2 separate regions of the Homo sapiens genome follow, and region 2 is linked to region 1. Evidence: chromatin contacts called from ENCODE Hi-C or POLR2A ChIA-PET data. All regions are on one chromosome and are shown on one strand. The core of a region is the stretch at or near the end of the contact, and the rest is flanking DNA. Distances in the headings are between cores, read along the strand shown. Region 1 overlaps STK17B (serine/threonine kinase 17b). Region 2 overlaps HECW2 (HECT, C2 and WW domain containing E3 ubiquitin protein ligase 2).

Region 1 (5,698 bases), core at 527-3,026:
TATGATTAGTGATGTAATTGATTTTCATTCTGGCACAAGCCTCTTTCATTCTGGACAGCTCACAAATAGTTAATGGACCATGCTTTGAATAGCCTTCCTCTAAGCAACATTTATAAATACTGATATTTTAGAACTGTTTACATTTCTTCTGTTTATTTTTGAATTTTCAGTTTGATATCTTGTCCTTATTCATTGTTGTATAAACAACTGTACTTTAATTTCAAGTAGTATTAAAAGTATTTCACTTCAGTTTGGGGGGATTATTATCAATTTATAATTTTATAAAAGTATTTTAAAGAATAATTGTAAATTTTCCATAAATTACAACTTCCTGCCATATTTTATTAAATAATAATCTTGCTTAAGGCATATAGACAGACATTATTATGAGTATTCCAGTAAAAAAAATCTACATCAACTTGACCATTCTGGCTAAAAATTAAAAAGCACTTTTTTATATCTGTGGTTGTCATTTGTTTCAAAGCATTTCTAAATTTATTGTTCTTAAAAGTATGTCTGCATGTTCTAGCCTTTGACCTAGGTCATCTATGAACCCTCTTTGTGTCTAATAAACATATCTGTAAAGGCATATAAATCTGAAAACAAGTAGGTCTATTCGCTGGTATCAAGGAATAATTTTTAGAAAATGTCAATGAATTTAACTGTACTACATGTTGCACTATAGTGCACTACGTGTTACACACAAGATGAATGAGAGATTCTTCAAGATATTTATAATCTGGTTGTAGACTAAGGTACAGTCAATTCTCATTATTCATGGTAGTTATGTTCTATAAAGTTCCCATACTTTAGTTACTAATCATTGCTCCTAGGGGAAATACAGAGTTAGGTTCCTGCAAGGCTCTGTTCATAGCATTTTAAACAATTGATCAATGCATAGTTTTGTGTATTTCTATTTAATTGTACATTTAATATATATTGTTGGTTCATTAACATTGAACTAACAGGCAATAGCACTGTAATTCATGCCTGAATGAAGCTTACCTAACTTGTTTTTGAGGGAGAAGGAAAGGGAAAAATGATTGGAAAAATTCAGACTGCAGAAGCAGCCTGCCTGAAAAGTCACACAGCAACAGGCAAAAAATAAAACAACCTTGGAAAAAACTCAGGCTGCACATGGACAGGTAAGAAGATGAGGCTGTAAAACACAGATAAACAACTGGGGCACAGAAGGAGGGGGTGAGTCTCCCGGGTAATCACCAAACTTCACACTCATATAGTGGGCCCCAGTAAAAACAGTGGGCCTTAATAAGCACATTCCTTTCCTTTAGGCACACTAAGCTAGGGAAGCCAGAAGTGGATATTGGAGGGGGATACCTGCAGCTGGAAAAAAATGTCTGGGAACAGTCACAGAAACTCTCCCTCCCAAATAAGTGACACAAAGCAGCACACAGCAACACAGATTAAGAGTCTGCCTAGGTTGTCAAGGAATCAGGTAAAGGCTGATAGAAACTCATGCTCTATGCAGATAGCACACCTGGTCCCAACTAAAGCTTCAGGCCCTAGGAGGATAAGATGCCCCCTTCCTCAGTAGCCCATGTATAAAAACCCTGACATTTTTACTGGAAACCCACTGGGGACCCCTCTCTGACAGCTGTTCTTTCCTTTTACCTGTTAAACTCCTGCTCCAGTTTCTGTGTGGGTTTGTCTGCAACCTCAATTTCCTTGGCCATGAGACCAAGAACCTTGGTGTTTACCCCAGACAATGAGGCTGCTTCATTTTGGGGGCTCGCCCAGGATTTGAAGGTGAATTAATCAGAAGGGTAAGGGAGCAGACTCTCTACTTTCACTTCTGAGGCTTCTCATCCTCAGTTTTTATTCTCTCAAAGAACTATCAAAAAAACAAGGTATCTGTCTGCTGATTAATGAGCCACAAGGGCTAGCTGCCGGTCTTAAAAGACTCAAATGTGAGGCTTGCTGGGGAGGACTTAGTCCATCCCCAGTGCCCTCATGGTGCTGGGAATGTTGGCTCTGTCCAAACTAGTTTTCTGTCACACACAACTTTGCTATTGCATGGGTCTGGAAGAGGTCCTGGAGCAACTGAGGATTTCTGGCCAGGGCTACTCCTGGACTGACCCCAGCCTCCAATTGCCCAACCAGGTGTCGGCCATAGGATCACCAAGCTTTCCTATGCGAACCTTAGTTTCCTCCTTTCCTTTCCACAGTCACCATGTCTCTTGTGCCGTCTCTGTATGCACTGCTGTAGGAGTTTTTACATCCCGGGGAAATAATTCAATTAGGCAAGCTTAGCAACCACCTTAGCAATCAGGAATGCAGGTCAAAGTTTGCTGTTTTCGTGACTTTCTACAGACAGGGGGACTTCATGATCCAGATCTCAAAGACTACTTAACTCCTAATGATAGCACTTCCTGGGGTTGGGTAGGAGGTCATGCCCCACCCAGCGAACATCTCTCTTTCCACCTGGGCTGTTTCCTTTCCCATGTGGGGAGCCAATACTGCCCAGTTGTACTGGATAGCCCCTCTATGAGACAAATGAACTTTCTCCTGCTAGGAGGTATGCTGGGAACAACTTGCCACATGTCAGACTTCCCTCTCTGTCCTTTGTTCAGAGGGCATATGGAGGCAAAGTTACTGCCTGGTATTTCAAGGCTTACAGCGCCACCTAGTGGGATGAGAATTCCCTCCCTGGGCGACCTTGTATGCCCTTTGCCAAAAGCCTCTAGTTTTCCAGTTCTTCTCTTTTTTACATCTGCTAGAGACCGACGTTATGCCCCCTCTGCAAGCAGGAGATCTCTGCTTTCAGCAATGAGGAGAAATATGTCCTCCAAAACCAAATTTTAGTCTCAACATGTACCGCTAGGGTACATGTTCCCTTCTCATTACAGGACCTTAGGGAAATAAAGAGACACTTGGACAGCTTGGGCAGATTTTCTGATGACCCTGATACGTATATAGAGGCTTTCCAAAATTTAACCCAAGTGTTTAATCTAACATAGAGAGAGATGCTATGTTACTTTTAAGCCAAACTCTGTCACAGAAAAGCCTTATAGGCAGCAGAAACATTCAGAGATAAACAGCATATCTCCTATAGCCGGTCTAAAATTCTTTTTTTTTTTTTTTTTGACCAACTCTCCATTAGCAGGAAGGCCACCCACCAATTGACCCTTATGTTCTTTTGAGACACTTATTCCGCCTACAACTAGAATGGCATCTAAATAGAAAGGGGATTTTATGTCTGGAAGTTAACTAGAACTGCCACCTAAGAATACATTCTCTAGTCCGGTCCATAATAGTAGAGTATGAAGCTCAGTCCAGTATACTCCCTCCATTAAAGGACCTTGCTCAAATGCAACTGTTACATAATCTCTCTCAAGACTCACCCATCAAGGAGCCACGCAGGTCACACAAGTCTGGAAGATCAAACGGCAATCACCAGGCAGGGGACAAAGGCTACATGGGTATGCGTGACTATCCCCATTATTTAGCTTCTCTGGGACCATGGTTTGAGGGTCATGCCTGCAACCACTGGGTGGCACACACAGTGCTGGGACCCAGGGACCAGGGAGGGGAACAGTCAGGGGGACGCTCCCATTGTCTTCCCCTCTACCTTGGGTCATACCAAAAAGAACAAGGAGACTGAGGAATGCCTCTTCTCTTGTCTCTTTTCTAGGATGGGTAGCAAGCCATCTTCAGCCTGCACACCTCTGGAGTGCATTTTGAACTCCTTTGACCCCAAAACTAATTTTATTTTGCCCAAGTGCATGGTCGTCTTACCATCCCAAGAGTGAACAGACCTGGCCAGCTGAAGGAAACCTTGACTTTAATCTTATCCAACAATTAGATCTTTTCTGTAGACAGAAGGGCAAATGGTCCAAGGTCCCCTATGTACAGGCTTTCTCTGCCCTGCAAGACAACCCAGACCTTTGCAAGCATTGCACAATCACCTCAGCCCTCTTAGCAATCATATCAGGCAGGTCTATGGAGAGTAGTTCCCCTAAGAAGAGCAGGTTTTAGAGGAGCCATTGGAGGTGGCTTCTAAGTACCCCAGTCCTTCCAGTTTCCCTTATCCAGCGACCCCTCCAATTGTGCCATCAGCTCCTCCAGCTCCACCATCTCTGAAACTCCGCATTGCCCAGTTTCACTCCTACCCCTACAAGAAATGCCAGATGGAAGGGGTACCGCTAGGGTACATGTTCCCTTCTCATTACAGGACCTTAGGGAAATAAAGAGACACTTGGACAGCTTGGGCAGATTTTCTGATGACCCTGATACGTATATAGAGGCTTTCCAAAATTTAACCCAAGTGTTTAATCTAACATAGAGATGCTATGTTACTTTTAAGCCAAACTCTGTCACAGAAAAGCCTTATAGGCAGCAGAAACATTCAGAGATAAACAGCATATCTCCTATAGCCGGTCTAAAATTCTTTTTTTTTTTTTTTTGACCAAGTCTCACTCTGTCGCCCAGGCTGGAGTGCAGTGGTGTGATCTCGGCTCACTGCAACCTCCACCACCCAGGTTCAAGCAATTCTCCTGCCTCAGCCTCTGAGTAGCTGGGATTACAGGTGTGTGTCACCACACCCAGCTAATTTTTTGTATTTTTAGTAGAGACGAGGTTTCACCATGTTGGCCAGGCTGGCAGTCTAAAATTCTTGAAAGGAAAAAGTCTAAAGGAAAAAAAAGGGTAAAAGAGAGACAGGATCCCCATTCTCAATAGAAAGAGTGCCCCTTTAAAAAGTGTAATTGGAGCCCTAGTGATCCCACAAACGAATGGCAAAGAAAACACTTTCTAATGTGCATGTTAAAGGCTTGCAAAGAACCAGAACAAAACCTCTTAATTACTCTAAACTGTCCTTGTTGAACCAGAAACCAGATGGAAACCCCTCTGCCTTTTTGGAAAGGCTGAGAGAAGCTTGAATAAAATATACCTCCCTATCTCCCAATTCAATAAGAAACAGGTTCATTACTTAGGCAGCCCCTGATATCAAAATAAAGTTGCTGAAACAGGCTCTGTCTAAAGATCTTTCTAGTTTTTCTTACCCTCAAGTTACAACTTTGCAGTGTGTAAATGACATTCTCCTCCATGCCCCAATCAAAGAAGTCTCAGAAAGGCACTGAGGCTCTCCTCAATTTCTTAGCTGAAAGGGAGTATAGGGTCTCAAAATCTAAAGCTCAGTTCTGTCAAACTTCAGTAAAGTACCTAGGTCTAATCTTATCAGAAGGAACCAGAGCACCAGATAAAGGAAGGATTAAGCCCATTTCCTTTAACAGTTAAGGGGATTCATTTGTCATTACTGAATTTTGCAGTCTGTGAGTACCTAGGTACAGGGAAATGGCTCACCCTTTATATCACCTCATAAGAGAAACTCAGTTAAAACTCGCCCCCACCTGCTTTGGGAACCTGAGGCTCAAAAGAGCCTTTAACCTGCTAAAGCAATCCTTACTTAAAACACTAGCCCTCAGTCTTCCCATAGGGAAAACATTCAGGCTCTATGTATCAAAAATGAAGGAAACGACCCTGGAAGTTTTAACTAAGGCTTAAAGTCCAGCTCAATAGCTGGTGGGTTACTTAAGCAAAGAACTTAACTTGGCGGCTAAAGGATGGTCAGCCTGCCTCCAAGCAGTTACAGCAGTGGCTTTGCTGATGCCAGAGGCCACTGGGTTAACCACAGGGAATAACATAACTGTGTAACCCCCCACAGTATAGCAGGACTGCT
Region 2 (5,287 bases), core at 2,532-5,031, 69 kb before region 1:
TTGCCAACCCCTAGCTTTGTTTCACCACCTGTCCTGGATAGATGATTCTACTGTATCACACTTAACATCACATTTGCCACCTTTTCTTGAACTGTTTCACTACCTTGAGACCTGTTACTGGTTCTACTGATGCAAAACAAATTACCACAAATTTAGCAGTGTAAAACAACACACATTTATGATCTCACTGTTTTCATGGAGCAGGCATCCAGGCACAGCTTAGCTGGGTCTTCTGCTCATGGTCTCACAAGGCTGAAATCAAGCTGTGGGTGGGGCTGCATTCTCATTTGGAGGACCAACTAGGGAAGAATCTGCTTCCAAGTTCCCTTGGGTTGTTGGCAGCATTCATTCCTTGCAGCTATAGAATTCATAGTAGCTTCCTTCTTCAAATTCAACAACAGTGAGAGTCTCTCTTGATTTTAATAAGAAATCCTAAGGCTTTAAAAGGTGAATGGACTTCATACCCATTACAATAGCTATTATAAAACAAACAAACAAACAAACAAAAAACAAGAAATAAGTGTTGGTGAGGATGTAGAGAAATTGGAACCCTTGTGCACTGTTGATGGAAATGTAAAATGTTGCAGCCACTATGAAAAATGCAATATGATGTTGCACTTCTGTGTATATCCCCCAAAAAATTGAAAAGGAGGACTTAAACAGATAATTGTACACTCATGTTCATAGGAGCATTATTTACAATAGCCAAACGGTAGGAAAAAAACTCCTGTTCATTAATGGATGAATGAATAAAGAAAATGTGGTATATACATACAATGGAACATTATTCAGCCTTAAAAAGGAAGGAAATTCTGACCCATGCTACAACATCAACCTTAAAATATGCTAAGTGAAATAAGCCAATCACAAAAGACAAATATTTTAAGATTCCACTTATATGAAGTACATAGGGTAGTGAAATTCATAGAGACACAAAGTAGAATGGTGGTTTCCAGGGGCTAGGGGGAGAGGAAATGGGAGTTACTATTTAATGGATACAGATTTCAGTTTTGCGAGATGCAGAAGTTCTGGAGATGGATAGTGATGATGGTTGCAAAATAACGTAGGTGTACTAATGCCATGGTACTGTGCACTTAAATATAGTTAAAATGGTAAATGTTATATTATGTATATTTTATCACAATAAAAATACTGAAAAGTTAATCGGGCAAGAGAGATGAACATATGGATCACAAAACAGGAAATGTAAAAAGCAAGAGGACATGGGGGAAAGATGCTCAACCTTATTGGTAACCAAAGAAATGAAAATTGTAAAATAGTATTGTGGTGTCATCTGTTAGTCTAATAGGATAATAAATGTTATTTGTCTGACACACACAGTTTGGCATAGAATTATATTCAAAACGTATTCTACTTTTCTGCTTCTTCCTCCCCTACCCCTGGAACAGAGATAAATCTTTATTTAATATTTTTATTCCAGTGTTTCACAGATGATAGATTATAAACCACTGCTAGGACTCTAGTGTAGTATACAAGTTGAATTTTTAAATAAGTAAAACCTTTTCTTGAGGCTCAATTTGCGTTCCAGTCTAAGGATATCAAATGCAATTCTGAAATGCTTATTGTATCAAAAAAGGGTTTGCCTGCAAAGATTCATTAGATGATTTCCACCAATATATCCCAGAGTTTACAGTACTAGGAGTGGGTGAGTCGGTACTATCTCTATACCCTAAAACTCATACAGTTGGAGTATCCCTAGTCAAAAAATTTTAAATCTAAAATGCTCCAAAATCCAAAACTTTTTGAGTGCCAACATGATGCCACAAGTAGAAAATTTCACAACTGACCTCATATGACAGGGTGCAGTCAAAAACGCGGTCAAAACTTTGTTTCATGAACCAAATTATGTAAATATGGTATAAAATTACCTTCAGTCTGTGTATACAAGGTGCATGTGAAACGTAAATGAATTTCATGTTTAGACTTGGGTCCCATTCCCCAAGATATCTCATTATATATATGCAAATATTCCAAATTCCAAAGAAATCTGAAATCCAAAGCACTTCTGGTGCCAAGCATTTTGGATAAGGAATACTCTATCTGTATTCTTACAATATAACAGATCCTGTTCACATTCCTGTTTTTAATAAGCCATGTGGCCACACACCTGCTTTATTATCCCTTTATTATCTCATCATTCTCATGGGTCATTACTATTTGTGGCAATTCACTGAAGGCAATTAGAGTCAAATCTTGTTGATAGTAATGAAATGTAGCTAACAATACCTCTATTATTAATTGGTCAAACACTATGAGCCAGTCATTCTATTAAGCATGTTTCTGTTATTTCACTTAATCCTCACATCCTTCTCAGACAAGTTATATAACCACCCTTTTAAAGGTGAGAAATACGGGCTCAGAGTTTTAATAACTCACTCCAAATCACACACTTGTTGATAGAGCTAGAATCCAAACCCAAATATGTCCAACTGCAAATCTCTGGTCTTCCCACTACATTACACTGCATCCAGGAATATTAATTATATTTATTTCATAAGGAAAAGGGATTTATCAGAGTAAAAGTATAGACATGTGACTTTGTAGAAATAGCTTGTTAATAATCATAGTTCCTAAAATTTCTTATTCAGGAGTATTTTTTTTAAGTCAAAGTTATGTAGGTCCCCCAAACAAGCTGTTGTACATTCAGAATAGAATGTTTCCTATTTCATGTCAAAAGTGCAGATTTGCTTCCTGATAAGATGTACTATTTGGAGACTGTCTATTTTTTATTGTGATTCAGATGCAAATAACAGGAAAACATATTTTTTTCCTATCTTGGCAAAAGAAGTATTTCTAAAAAAGAATACTTAATGTAATGATTTAAATTGCTTATTTTGTTATTGTGAATTGGGAGAAAGCAAATTTTAGCACAGGATTCAAAGAAGTAACAATGGCCTACTGACTTAGAAAAGTCCAGCCAGGGAATTTCCCAAGACTCTAAGCCATGAGGCAGGCCCTCAGAGACACTGGCTCCTCTTCCCTGTCCAAGAAAATGAAAAAATGCATAACTACAGAGTATCGAAGAGACACCCAGGCATATGCCAACTCAAAATGAACTACTTTGCAAGGCCTTATGTCCGTGTATTAAAAAAAAAATCTAGCATCAAAAGAGAAACAAAAACCAAACTTGTCTTTGTAATCCTTAGACCACTCAATAAATGGTCATTTATATGTAATATAGCTTTTAAATGGTGGTGAAATGTAAATAAAATATTTTTTTAAATATCCTCTTTTCCTTAGAGAAATTCAGTTCTGAATTTTTAAGGTCAAAATGTTTTCAAAGATTTTTCAAAAGGAGTGTGAAAATTGGCAACAAATAAATTTGAATGTGAAAGACAGTCATACACACACAGACACACACACACACACACACCACACACATTTTCATTTCACTCGGCCTGTTCTAAACTATGTGCTGTTTCTTGTGTTTTCAGAGCGCATACATGTTTTAACCGTCTGGATCTGCCTCCCTACCCATCCTTTTCCATGCTTTATGAAAAACTGTTGACAGCAGTTGAAGAAACCAGTACTTTTGGACTTGAGTGACCTGGAAGCTGAATGCCCATCTCTGTGGACAGGCAGGTTCAGAAGCTGCCTTCTAGAAGAATGATTGAACATTGGAAGTTTCAAGAGGATGCTTCCTTTAGGATAAAGCTATGTGCTGTTGTTTTCCAGGAACAAGTGCTCTGTCACATTTGGGGACTGGAGATGAGTCCTCTTGGAAGGATTTGGGTGAGCTTGATGCCCAGGGAACAACCCAACCGTCTTTCAATCAACAGTTCTTGACTGCCAAACTTTTTCCATTTGTTATGTTCCAAGACAAAGATGAACCCATACATGATCAGCTCCACGGTAATTTTTAGGGACTCAGGAGAATCTTGAAACTTACCCTTGAACGTGGTTCAAGCCAAACTGGCAGCATTTGGCCCAATCTCCAAATTAGAGCAAGTTAAATAATATAATAAAAGTAAATATATTTCCTGAAAGTACATTCATTTAAGCCCTAAGTTATAACAGAATATTCATTTCTTGCTTATGAGTGCCTGCATGGTGTGCACCATAGGTTTCCGCTTTCATGGGACATGAGTGAAAATGAAACCAAGTCAATATGAGGTACCTTTACAGATTTGCAATAAGATGGTCTGTGACAATGTATATGCAAGTGGTATGTGTGTAATTATGGCTAAAGACAAACCATTATTCAGTGAATTACTAATGACAGATTTTATGCTTTATAATGCATGAAAACAATTTTAAAATAACTAGCAATTAATCACAGCATATCAGGAAAAAGTACACAGTGAGTTCTGTTTATTTTTTGTAGGTTCATTATGTTTATGTTCTTTAAGATGTATATAAGAACCTACCTATCATGCTGTATGTATCACTCATTCCATTTTCATGTTCCATGCATACTCGGGCATCATGCTAATATGTATCCTTTTAAGCACTCTCAAGGAAACAAAAGGGCCTTTTATTTTTATAAAGGTAAAAAAAATTCCCCAAATATTTTGCACTGAATGTACCAAAGGTGAAGGGACATTACAATATGACTAACAGCAACTCCATCACTTGAGAAGTATAATAGAAAATAGCTTCTAAATCAAACTTCCTTCACAGTGCCGTGTCTACCACTACAAGGACTGTGCATCTAAGTAATAATTTTTTAAGATTCACTATATGTGATAGTATGATATGCATTTATTTAAAATGCATTAGACTCTCTTCCATCCATCAAATACTTTACAGGATGGCATTTAATACAGATATTTCGTATTTCCCCCACTGCTTTTTATTTGTACAGCATCATTAAACACTAAGCTCAGTTAAGGAGCCATCAGCAACACTGAAGAGATCAGTAGTAAGAATTCCATTTTCCCTCATCAGTGAAGACACCACAAATTGAAACTCAGAACTATATTTCTAAGCCTGCATTTTCACTGATGCATAATTTTCTTATTAATATTAAGAGACAGTTTTTCTATGGCATCTCCAAAACTGCATGACATCACTAGTCTTACTTCTGCTTAATTTTATGAGAAGGTATTCTTCATTTTAATTGCTTTTGGGATTACTCCACATCTTTGTTTATTTCTTGACTAATCAGATTTTCAATAGAGTGAAGTTAAATTGGGGGTCATAAAAGCATTGGATTGACATATGGTTTGCCAGCCTATGGGTTTACAGGCATTGCCCAAACATTTCTTTGAGATCTATATTTATAAGCAGCCATGGAATTCCTATTATGGGATGTTGGCAATCTTAC

Evidence for each region. A loop is a pair of places that touch in the nucleus more often than their neighbours do. ChIA-PET counts read pairs that join two places held with the same protein, here RNA polymerase II (POLR2A). Pooled maps may share reads with other maps.
Region 2: a loop to region 1 is called in a pooled map, with 2.0 times the contacts of the local background. The contact joins two enhancer-like sites. A Hi-C loop is called at or near these places in 10 of 50 pooled maps. POLR2A ChIA-PET finds 5 or more read pairs at or near these places in 10 of 52 experiments (PC-9, activated B cell, activated CD4-positive, alpha-beta T cell and 4 more).

Annotation. Positions count from the first base shown.
Region 1 is chr2:196,128,474-196,134,171 of GRCh38, reverse strand. It overlaps STK17B (serine/threonine kinase 17b), which reads left to right. Exons shown (of 8, transcript NM_004226.4): 8 at 1-589. Among named protein-coding and RNA genes, the nearest start is that of STK17B, 40 kb to the left of the region's middle. Within about 2 kb of position 1,776, at least 5 of the 41 ENCODE cell types and tissues checked have a DNase peak (open chromatin) inside an H3K27ac peak, as active enhancers do.
Region 2 is chr2:196,199,557-196,204,843 of GRCh38, reverse strand. It overlaps HECW2 (HECT, C2 and WW domain containing E3 ubiquitin protein ligase 2), which reads left to right. Exons shown (of 29, transcript NM_001348768.2): 29 at 3,456-5,287. The coding sequence ends at 3,567. Among named protein-coding and RNA genes, the nearest start is that of STK17B, 31 kb to the right of the region's middle. Within about 2 kb of position 3,781, at least 4 of the 41 ENCODE cell types and tissues checked have a DNase peak (open chromatin) inside an H3K27ac peak, as active enhancers do.